2 separate regions of the Homo sapiens genome follow, and region 1 is linked to region 2. Evidence: read pairs that join two places in POLR2A ChIA-PET (ENCODE). Cell type or tissue: HCT116. All regions are shown on one strand. Links, peaks and the distances in the headings refer to the core of each region. The heading gives the core; the rest is flanking DNA.

Region 1 (6,067 bases), core at 595-5,594, 630 kb after region 2:
AAATTGAAAAAAATTATATAGTTAGTTACAATTATAGTTAGTTACAATTATATAGTTAGTGGTAGAGGACAAAGATAGCATTTCCCCTCTTTCCCTAACCTTTAATGTCTGAAACTAAGCATTAGCCACTAGCCACATGTAGCTGTTGAATATTTGAAATGTGGCTAGTCTGAATTGAAATGTACTGTACAAAATACCAGATCACAAAGATTTAGAATGAAATGAAGACTGTAAAATATCTTGTTTTTAATATTGATATGTTGAAATGATATTTTGGAGATTAAAGAACATATGTTACTAAAAGTAATTTTATTTGTTAATTTCATTTATTTTTATGTGACTACTAGAAAATTTAAAATTACATACTTGGCTCACATACATGGTTTACATTACATTTCTGTTGGATACTGCTTGTCTAGAATGAAGACATTGGCCTGGCAAAGAAGAGGTATTCAATAAATACTTGTTGAGTGAATGAAAGAATTGGTAGTTTTAATAATGGATAATATGTATACAGGGTTACTATGTGTCAGGCACTGTTCTAAACACTTTCCATTTATTCATTTAATCCTCATAACAACGACGATAATAATAGCTAACATTTGTATAGTGCTTACCCTGTGCCAGGGAACGTTCTGATTGCTTTTCATGTATTCATTCATTTAAACTTCAACCCTACTGAGTTCTGTTATTCCCATTTTACAGATGAGGAAACTGAGAGAGAGCTCAAGTGTCTTGCCCAAGATCACACAGTTAATAAGAAGCAGAATTGAGGTTAAGATCAAGAGCCAGGCTCTATAGTTTGTGCTCTTAACCCCTGTGCTATGCTGCATCTCCACACATAACAGAAGTATTGAAATAGTGTACAATCCACCACGGTATTTGTAGTATAGAATGAGAGGTGATTTCTGGAGACTGTTTGACTGTATCTCAGCTTTCTCAAAGTTGCAAAATAGCTGCCCAGTTTTTCTTTTCTAGATTCCCCAGCAAAATTCCCTGAGCATCTCTAAGTGGATGACCTTCATATCTCTGCACTAAACCCTTGGCCAGTGGGATGGGCCATTCTGAATGACAGCTACCTCTGGAGCTGGAGCTTGACTCAATCCCACTTAAGCTAGAGGGCTTGAGAGTTGGAGAGGGGTGGTGGTTACCACGAGATAATGAAGGAACACTGGGTTACATAGAAACAATAAGATGTCCTCAATATTACTGTTAGGAAACATGAAAACAGATGGCATTTATATTCTTTATTGACCTTTTATGTGTTTGTTCTTAGAGTTATTGCCTTTGCATTCTTTATTTCATCTGGACTCAGAATCCTTAACTCTTTAATTGCCTCATTTTTCTACCTTATACTCTTTATTGTTGCTATTCACAGCAACTTTTTCTTTTTAATTTTCAATTTTTGTAAAACTGTGTAGCCAGACTGGACCTGCTGTGCAAATCAGCAATTTTTGAACCAGTAATCACCTCATCACTTCAGCTGAAGTGATGGTTGTACAACTCTACAAGTCACTTTCTTAAACTACCTGAACTTATTTTCTGTATCAAAATGAGAAAATGTTTATAAAAATTCACATTGCAGTCATCCTTGGAGAATTTGATTGGCTTAAAAGTTTAAAAATTTCCTCTGTAGTCTCTAAAGTATTTCACTGAGTTAATTACATTATCAGTTTCACTAGTGAGCCTGTATGATTATATATATATATATGTATATGTACACACACACACACACACACACACACACACACACACACACACACATAGCCTATTTTTAAATGAATAAGGAATATCTAGACTCAACCTGTGGTTCTATTACAGGATGAAAAATACTATTCCAATGATAATTTCTTACTTTTTAACTCATAATCCATTTTTGGCAACCCTGGTAACTGTAATGTAAACCATTATAGTGGTAGATGGAATGGAATACTGGTCCAGAATTTTAAAGTTAAACCATCAGAGATTTAGGTGTTAGTTGCCTTCTAGGGGCATTGACTGATCACTAAAAGCAAATTTTTAATATTTTTAGAATTGTATTCCATAGTACCAAAATATGTGTTACTTTCTAAGCCCTATCTTTAGATTCCTAAATATGGAGTATACAAAGTATAACAGTATGTGCATTTTATTATTATAGATCTCAAGATAACATCAGCCTTTAGATTTTGAAAAAATAGAGTATAGATATGTGCCATGTGACATTAAGGAATGTGTAATTTATTATTCTTATTCACTAACTGGTTTGGTGCATATTATTGATGATTCTTGAATCTTCCTTTGTTTGAATGTGGTACCTGTACATAATATTAAAATCAAAAGATGCAAAGGGATATCCCATGAAGAGCAAGTCTCCTTTCTTCTCCTGTAACCCAGGATTCTCAGTGTTGATTCCCTGGCTTAGTGATACTGTCATAAGCACTGCTTGGCAAATTCCTCTTGGGCAATAGAAGCCTTGATGACAGATTCACCTCTCTGAATTTCCATCTTCTGAATCTTGGCCAAGCAATTCCTCACTCATTTTTAGCTCTTTTAATGCCTTTAAAATGTTATTTTTTTCTCATTATTTTGTCTAGGTTTTTTTTTTTTTTTTTTTTTTTTTAGTTTTCCTGAGGAGGAAAGTTAGTACAAATTACTTAATCTTTCACGGCAGAAGTGGAAGTTCATACATGTATTTAATCAAATCAACATGACAATTTAGGTCTTAGATTAAATGCTGTTTTGCTTTTAACTGTAAAAATTCTGTTATTTATGTACAAATTTTCCAGAACAATTGCTGTTTTCCTGGTATTGTCAAAACACATTATTACTTATAAACAGGAAGAATCATTACTAGTAATCCGAAATGTGTGAATGATTTAAAAACATTTATTTTGCCAATAAACATCCCACTTTTAATCTTTCCAAAACCAAACAGATGAATAAAACGTTGATTTGGCTTGACACTTTCTGTCCTTTTAATGGAAGGTTCAATGAAAATAGTTTTATTTTATAGTCTCTTAGGGAAGAGTTCTTTCTTTATGGCCCAGTGATTACTGTTTGTGGGAAAAATTGTTAGTTAGGCTTGAGAGGATGCTATTAGGGAGGTTGCTGTGACCTCAGCTGGTGGCTAGGGAAGCTGTTGCTAATAGTTCAAGAGCACTTTATTTTTCTTACTAATTGTATAACACCAGCAGCTTGGATAATATTACCCAAGGTCAAATATGGATCTCAAAAAATCATCTTTCACAATTATCAGTAATTCACGTCTTCGCTGTGAAACTGTAACTTGTTTTTGATGGGAAGTATGAAACAGAGCCTCTGAAAATGGAACCTGGCAACTGAAGACGTGTTGCTTGATATTATTTTTTCATTCCTTTTGAATGTATTTAGCTACTCCTTAGTGGCACCCAGTCTTTTCAGATTGAGATGTTTCACAAGTATGGTGGAGACCATATGTGCAGAAAAGTGGAGAAGCAAGTAGAAATGGATATACAGCCACCCTGGGTGCTGACCTGTTCCTGCACTGGACTCAGCTGGCTAGCAAGGGTGGGGAGCAGATGTAGGGGATGCAAACAGGGCTAGGACACGACAGAGAGCCATCGCTTAGGCTTACTGCTGCAGCAGCAGTGGCAGCATGAGCAGTTCACACCCAGATTTAGTAGGCTAACTGGGTACTCAGGAGCTCAGTGTTGGGACTGTTACCACATGGGAAAGCCACCCAGAATATAACTCTAGTCATTTCAACAGAGTTACTGTTTTTAGAAGCGTAAAATTCCAAAGAAACCCTACTAAATTACATTTTCCATCATAAGTCTTAAAAAAAGTTCATATCCTTAACCCAGCATTTCCATTTCTAGAATTTATTCTGAAGAAACAATGAGATGTTCAAACAGATTTATGTGAAAGGATATTTATCACAGTGTTATTTGGAATGAAAAAGAATGGAAGCCATGTAACTGTGCAACAATGGGGAACTGGCTAAGTGTTGGAATACAACATCATACTGTACATTAAAATAATGAGAAACCATGATATATTAAGTGAAAAACCAGATTACAAGACAATATGTTCACTATGATATCAATGTAAAAAAGAAATGTATTTATATGGAAATATACTAATATGACATTATGGGAGCTGTAATTTTTTTCTTTCCCTTAAGCTTTTCTATAGTTTCCAAATTTTCTACAATAAACATGCATTCCTCTTATAACTATAAATAAATATCAATACTTTCTAAAAGTTGGGCCAGGCATGGTGACTCACACCTGTAATCCCAGCACTTTGGGAGGCTGAGGCAGGTGGATCACCCGAGGTCAGGAGTTGGAGACCAGCCTGGCCAAACATGACGAAACCCTATCTCTTCTAAAAATACAAAAAAATTAGCTGGGCATGGTGGCACGTGCCTATAGTCCCAGCTACTCAGGAGGCTGAGGCAGGAGGATCGCTTGAACCCAGGAGGCAGAGGTTGCAGGGAGCTGAGATCACGCCACTGCACTTCAGCCTAGGCAACAGAGTAAGACTCTGTCTCCAAAAAAAAAAAAAAAAAAAAAAAAGTTATACTTGTTAGAAATGCGGTTTATTTCTAGTTTAATGGTTTGCATAATTCTTTTAAAAATTTAAAAGTTTTTTTCTTGATATGATAGAAATGATAGAAAATTAACTACTCGGGTAGTTGTTAACTTTTGCCAATTTTATTTCATAAGATTATCATCAGCTCTGCCTAATTGTGTGTGTATGTATATATATATATACCTAATTGTATACTAATTGTAATTAGGTATATATATATATATACCTAATTGTGTGTGTATGTGTGTATATATATATATATATACCTAATTGTATACTAATTGTAATTAGGTATATATATATATATACCTAATTGTGTGTGTGTGTGTATATATATATATATATACCTAATTGTGTATATATATATATCTAATTGTGTGTGTGTGTGTGTATATATATATATATATATATATATATATATGCACCCCACTCAAGTGAATTAGTCAAGTCAATGTTTTTTTTTTTCTAAGTATGAATAGACTCTAGTAAGAAGCAAGGAAGCACAGTTTCAAATTCCTTGCTGGTTAGCTCAAAAAAGCCTTTGCTTCTGATTAAAGTGAAACATTATACATTCAAATTTTGTGAATGATCTATTGGTAAGGCTAGTAATTAAAAACATTCATTTTAAACACATGCTTTTTCTGAGTTCTAACATGTTATCATATTATTAATTTTTTTAAAAAAAAGAGTTTTTAGGTTTTTAGCCTTTCGTTTTGGTAGTAAACTGATTGTTGATAGATACTAGAATCATCTTACCAGTATTTTGACCATACTGAAAAAATGACCTGTGAATCAGAAAAATCTGTGGAATTTGATATTATGGCAAAAACCGTTAAATTCTGAAAACAAACAAACCCAGATGTTGCTTTGTGAGAGTTCTATCTGCATCCCTATAAAATAACTTAGAGGGTATAGTATAGTACACTGTGGCAACTGAGTCTTATTTTTAGGGAAAGAAATTAGAGTCCAAATCAATGATTTTTGCCCTCCAGCTGGAAGGCACTTTCTGGAAATAGGCAGGGAATCAATGCTGAAAATAAGTGATTTCTTTTAAGTACTCATACAGTAAAATACAAAACTTGAGCTGCCTTCTGTATGAGAGTGAACAAGGGCTGCAGAGACTCTGATTTTTCCTAAGCCTCTACAGGGTCAAGAGGATTTGGGAGGCTGCCCACGTGGTGCCTACCAAGCATGCTCTGGAATATCCTCTGTGAGCAGCTTGTTTTCTTTAACTCTCACTCCAAAATAAGTGGTATTTCAGCTTTAGGGATAAATAAACTGCTTTTGAAATCTAAAAGTAGAGAAGGAAATGGCCTCCTTTGACCATCTGAGTGATGTGAGGTGTACTTAAGAGCTTGCCTGGTTGTTATGCGATATAGGCCCAGGGAGTATGGCTGCAGATTCTCTGCCATTAAGAAATTTCATTCTCCACAAGAAGGAAGGGGATTGATAAATGCACAGATGACTAATATAAGACAGAAGAAGGTCAGGTGCCATAAGAGAATCCCACACA
Region 2 (6,067 bases), core at 455-5,454:
TTGCTTGAATCCGGGAGGCAGAGGTTGCAGTGAGCCGAGACCATACCATTGCACTCCAGCCTGGGTGACAGAGCGAGACTCCGTCTCAAAAAAAAAAAAAAAAAAAAAAAAAATTAGCCAAGTGTCTACTCCAGGGGCTGAGGTGGGAGAATTGCTTGAGCCCAGTAGTTCGAGGCTGCAATGAGCTATGATTGTGCCACTGCACTCTAGCTTGGGTGACAGATCAAGATTCTGTCTCTTAAAAAATAATAATTAGGCCGGGCGTGGTGGCTCACACCTCTAATCCCAGCACTTTGGGAGGTTGAGGCAGGCAGATTGCCTGAGCCGAGGAGTTCAAGACCAGCCTGGGCAACATGGTGAAACCCTGTCTCTACTAAAAATACGAAAAAAATTAGCCGGGTGTGGCAGTGCGTGCTCCTGTAGTCCCAGCTACTTGGGAGGCTGAGGCAGGAGAATCACTTGAACCCGGGAGGCGGAGGTTGCAGTGAGCCGAGATCACGCCACTGCACTCCAGCCTGGGCGACAGAGCAAGACTCCGTCTCCAAAAATATATATATATAAAATAAAAATAAAAAATCTTTAAAAATTAAACAAATCTAAAAAGACCAAATATATTTTGTATTATACCATAGGTATATTCACAGATTGTGCAGCTTGTGCACTTCTAAGCACTACCTAATTTTAGAACTTATTCTTTTTTTTTTTTTTTTGAGACAGGGTCTCTCTGTTGCCCAGGCTGGAGTACAGTGACTCACCATAGCCTTGACCTCCTGGGCTTAAACCATCCTCCCACCTCAGCCTCCAGAGTTGCTGACAGCAAAGGTGTGAGCCACCATGCCCAGCCAGTTTTTTTTATTATTTGTAGAAACAGGGTGTCCCTATGTTGCCCAGACTTGACTTGAACTCCTGCACTCAAGTGATTCTTTGGCCTCAGCCTCTCAAAATGCTTGGATTACAGATGTAAGCCACCACACCTGGCCTAGTTTTAGAACATTTTTACCACCCAGAAAAAGAGACCTGTACTCATTGATAGTTCCCTATTTTTCCCTCTTCCTCATTCCAGGCAACCAGGAATCTACTTGTGGTCTCTATGGATTTGCCTATTCTGGATATTTCATATAAATGGCACCATTGCAATTTGTGATCTTTGTGTCTGACTTCTTTCACTCAGTGTGATGTTTTCAAGGTTCATCCGCCTTGTCGCTTGTATTAGTACTTTATTCCTTTTGTTGATAAATAATTTTCCATCCTGTGGATATGCCACAATATTCCTACCCATTCATCAGTTCACGGACATTTGGTTTTTTTCCACTTCTTTGCTATTATGAATAATGCTGCTTTGAATGGTGATATAAACATTTTTTTGTGGACCTGTGTTTTCAGTTATCTTGGGTATATGCACAGGAATGGAATTGCTGGGTCATACAGCAATTCTACAAACGGTCATCTAACCATTTGAGGAACTGCCAAACTATTTTCCAAAGTGGCCCCACCATTTTACAGTTTCACCAGTGATGAATGAGGGTTCCAGTTTCTCCATGACTTTGTCTACAGTTGTTGTTGTATTTTTTTTTTTTTTTTTTGAGATGGAGCCTTGCTCTGTAACCCAGGCTGGAGTGCAGTGGCGCAATCTTGGCTCACTGCAACCTCTGCCTCCTGGGTTCAAGCGATTCTCCTGCCTCAGCCTCCTGAGAGTAGCTGGGACTATAGGCACCCACCACCATGCCCAGCTAATTTTTTTGTATTTTTAGTGGAGACAGGGTTTCACCATATTGGCCAGACTGGTCTCAAGCTCCTGACCTTGTGATCTGCCCGCCTCAGCCTTCCAAAGTTCTGGAATTATAAGCGTGAGCACCACGTCCGGCCTGTTGTTGTATCTTTTTTACCTGAAGCATCCTAGTGGGTGCAAAGTGTTACCTCATTACGGTGGTTTTGTCACTTATTGCTTTTTAAAAAATATTATACAAGTAACACATATTCCATGTAGAAAATTTGGAAATTTAACAAAAATACTGTGATGGTCAGTTTTATGTGTCAATTTGGCTAGACTAGTACCCAGTTATTCAATCACACACTAACCTAGGTGTTTCTTTTATTTATTTATTTAGAGGCGGAGTCTCGCTCAGTCACCAAGGCCAGAGTGCAGTGGTGCAATCTCGGCTCATTGCAACCTCCGCCTTCTGTGTTCAAGTGATTCTCCTGCCTCAGCCTCCCAGTAGCTGGGATTACAGGTGCCCACCACCACGCCCGGCTAATTTTTTTGAATTTTTAATAGAGACGGAGTTTCACCATGTTGGCCAGGCTGGTCTCAAACTCCTGACCTCGTGATCCACCCACCTTGGCCTCCCAAAGTGCGTGGATGACAGGCGTGAGCCATTGCGCCTGGCCCAATATTTTATTTTACTCATTTTTTTTTTGGAGTTGGAGTCTCACTCTGTCACCCAAGCTGGAGTGTAGGGGCGCAATCTCGGCTCACTGCACAAACTCTGCATCCCAGGTTCAAGTGATTCTCCTGTCTCAGCCTTTCAAGTAGCTGGTACACAGGCGTGTGCCACCATACCTGGCTAATTTTTGTATTTTTAGTATAGACGGGTTTTTGTCATGTTGGCCAGGCTGATCTTGAACTCCTGACCTCAGGTGATCCGCCTGTCTGCATCAATATTTTAAATAAAGATGTTAATGCTCCACAGGTTGTGCGTCTTTCCCCACGTGAGTCCACATTCTTTTCTACCCTAGGATTACTACTGGCACAGAGGAAGTTGAACCACTGTCCCCCTTTGGTTGGATGTTTGCAATACTTCTGCTTTTATACTGCAACAAACAATACTTGTGCTTTCCCTCCATCTAGCACTGTGCCTCCAGGAGAGAGGGTTTTTTTCTGGTCGCCCCTGCAGACATGACCCTGCTTGTCCCTGGCCAATCCCAGGGCCAGACTGGATTGTTGGCCCTCTGACTCACCCTAGAAGGCCTGGGGCTGGAGAGGCCTGGAACTCCTCGGAGGTAAGTGCCAGTGTGAGGCCAGCCAAGCCCTGCCGGGCCTGCTTTCCTTGTGCATAAAGAAAACATGCCGAGTCATTGTGACTTGCACTTTTTGACTAGTGCGGTCAGGCTCTGTGTGGCACTGCCGTAGGCCTGGGTACCTCCTAGTGTGAGGAGCAGGAGCTGCTTTCCAGCAACGCCCTACAGCCCCTGTCAACTCCTGCCCAGGGGCGCTGGACAGGCTGGGCTGGGCAGGGGCGGTGCTGGTGACAGACAGGACACTCTTAGGGGCTCCTCCTGCACAGTCTGCAGGACGCAGTAGGGAGAGATCTTCATCCTTGTCCCCTTTTCTGGTACCTCTTGGGTTTCCCTGAGCAAGGCTGGGGTGGTGGAAGGAGCTATTTTGTTCCAGTGGGTATTAAATATTAAAGCTTTTGTTTTGTGTCGTGGGGAGGTTAAGTGGATTTTCTCCTGGGCTGGTTGTTGAACAGCTGAGAGTGAAACTGGCTTCTTAGAGTAGGACTAAAAAGCTCCAGAGAGTGGCTCACAGAGGGGTTGCTTAACCACTGTGAGCCACAGCTCCTCCTGGAAAACCTGAAACCATCAGGAGCACTTCCCTTGTAAGGTCACCTGAGAAAGTGAGTGAGGAGATATCTCACTTCCCAAACCAGGGTTCTTTGGCCCCCAGACACATGACTTTTACTCTCTCTCTTCCCATCCTTGCCTCCAGAATTAGCAAGGGCACCCAGTCAGCCATCCTGTTCTAGTGACTTGGACAAGGCATCAGAAAAGCATTTGTTAGGCCAGGTGCGGTGGCTCACGCCTGTAATTCCAGCACTTTGGGAGGCCGAGGTGTGCGGATCACAAGGTCAGGAGTTCGAGACCAGTCTGGCCAATATGGTGAAACCCCGTCTCTACTAAAAATACAAAAATTAGCTGGGCGTGGTAGTGGGTGCCTGTAGTTCCAGTTACTTGGGAGGCTGAGACAGGAGAATCGCTTGAACCTGGGAGGTGGAGGTTGCAGTGAGCCAAGATGGCGCCACTGCACTCCAGCCTGGGCAACAGAGCAAGACTCCATCACCAAAAAAAAAAAAAGCGTTTGTTCCATGCTACTGTGCAAAAAGAAAAGTGCTGCTGCTGGCTATCTGGTCAGGGCAGGGAAGTGGTTTTGCCATCACTGGTCCTCTGATTTCACTCAACACTTCATTTACCAGGGTCTATGTGTTGGGCACAGGTGCTGGATGCCCCAGCAGCACGTGTTTATACCGCACTGTCCAGTGATTTGTACAAACAATTGCCTGCTGAGGTTGTTGATCTGGGAAGGCGCCAAGGAGGGGGTGACAGCCAGTTTTGAAATAACAGAATTTTCTGCAACAAAACTGTGTCTGTGTCTAGCTGGCATGGGTGAAGAGGGGATTGAGGAAATACATTCATTTCAATATGTATTCTTTTTATGTTAATTTAATTTTATTTTTGTAGAGACAAGCTTTCACCATGTGGGCCAGGCTGGTCTCAAACTCATGACCTCAAGTGATCCGCCTGCCTCAGCCTCCCAAAGTGCTGGGATTACCGGCGTGAGCCACCGCGCCTGGCCGACTCTTTTTTTTTTTCGAGACCCAAGCTGGAGTGCAGTGGTGTGAACACAGATCACTGCAGCCTTGACCTCCTGGGCTTAAGTGATCCTCCCACCTCAGCCTCCCGAGTAGCTGGGACTATACGTGCATGCCACCACATCTGGCTTTGTGTGTGTGTGTGTGTGTGTGTGTGTGTGTGTGTGTGTGTGTATGTTTGGTAGAGATGGGTTTTGCCATGTTGCCCAGGCTGGTCTTAAACTCCTGAGCTCAAGTGATTCACCCACCTCTGCCTCCCAAAGTGCTGGGATTACAGGCGTGAGCCACTGTGGCTGGCTCCTCCACAGATGTTATGTGGGAGAGTAGCATGCTTTTCAGCGATGTATGGAGAGGTTTCAGAGGGAAGACCGGAGGTCCTCTATGGGGTATTTTGGGAATTTGTGTACCTGTGTACCTGTGCCCAAGCATTTCCATATTAAAACAGAGTCTTTCTATGCTGCCCATGCTAGACTTGAACTTTTGGGCTCAAGCAATCCTCCTGCCTCAGCCTCCTGAGTAGCTGGGACTACAGGTGTGCCCCATACATATTTAATATGAAACATTTCATTATTAACGTTTCTCCTTTATATTACAATTAGAGAATATTATTTTAAAATTGTGTGTACAAAAAATCATTTCAAAAATTCTTTTTTTTTTTTTTTTTTTTTTGAGACAGAGTCTTGTTCTGTCACCCAGGCTGGAATGCAGTAGTATGATCTTGGCTCACTGCAACCTCTGCCTCCTGGGTTCAAGCAATTCTTTTTCCTCAGCCTCCCTAGTAGCTGGGATTACAGGCGCCCACCACTAAGCCCAGCTAATTTTTGTATTTTTAGTCGAGATGGGGTTTCACCATGTTGGCCAGGCTGGTCTCAAACTCCTGACCTCAGGTGATCCACCGGCCTTGGCCTCCCAAAGTGCTGGGATTACAGGCGTGAGCCACCCTGCCTGGCCAAGCCTTTTTATTTTTACTTTGCTCTGTTGCCCAGGCTGGAGTGCAGTGGGCTCAAGTGATCCTCCCCTCTCGGCCTCCTGAAGTACTGGGATTGTAGGCATGAGCCACCATGGCTGACTGTTTTGTTTTTTGTAAAGAAAAAAAAAATGAAAGGAAAAAAATAGAAGCTCCTTCTTACAAAAGATCTGTTTTACAAAAGAAGAAATTGTGTGTATAGCCATAAGTTATATTATCTATGAATTCCAGGTTAAGATAGCAAAGAAGGATTTATAAAATATTTTTTAAAAAGAGTGGAGGTGTCCAGTGGAGCTGAGGCCTCTTGTGCAGGACCCACATTAAATGGGAGCGATGGTCCGCACACCATGGCCAGGGTCCCCTTCCCATCTGAGGGCCGGGCTGGAGGGCGTCAGACAGAAGTTAGGGAAGCCTCTCAGTGCCAGCGAGATGGGGAGAGCATGCTAGAAAGCTCTATTCAGGGAAGGACACCTGGCCTGGAAGGGGCAGACTCTGAGGGGCAGGGACACGT

What was found. Peaks named below come from ENCODE experiments on the same cell type or tissue, not always from the same donor. Only the 100,000 strongest peaks of a DNase experiment are listed, where the experiment ranks them.
Region 1: POLR2A ChIA-PET joins it to region 2 with 5 read pairs; 2 of 35 experiments call an interaction of 5 or more read pairs at or near these places.

What each region holds. Positions count from the first base shown.
Region 1 is chr3:53,894,200-53,900,266 of GRCh38, forward strand. No RefSeq gene overlaps it. Among named protein-coding and RNA genes, the nearest start is that of SELENOK, 5.4 kb to the left of the region's middle. In HCT116, for the core only: no CTCF peak of the experiment used is centred there; no DNase peak of the experiment used is centred there.
Region 2 is chr3:53,267,181-53,273,247 of GRCh38, forward strand. It overlaps LOC107986087 (a long non-coding RNA gene), which reads left to right and starts at 2,794. Exons shown (of 4, transcript XR_001740702.3): 1 at 2,794-3,000. RefSeq lists enhancers at 2,421-3,620, 4,238-5,123 and a cis regulatory region at 2,698-3,574. In HCT116, for the core only: no CTCF peak of the experiment used is centred there; DNase peaks (open chromatin) are centred at 3,021 and 3,501; H3K4me3 peaks cover 1,217 bases; H3K27ac peaks cover 3,467 bases.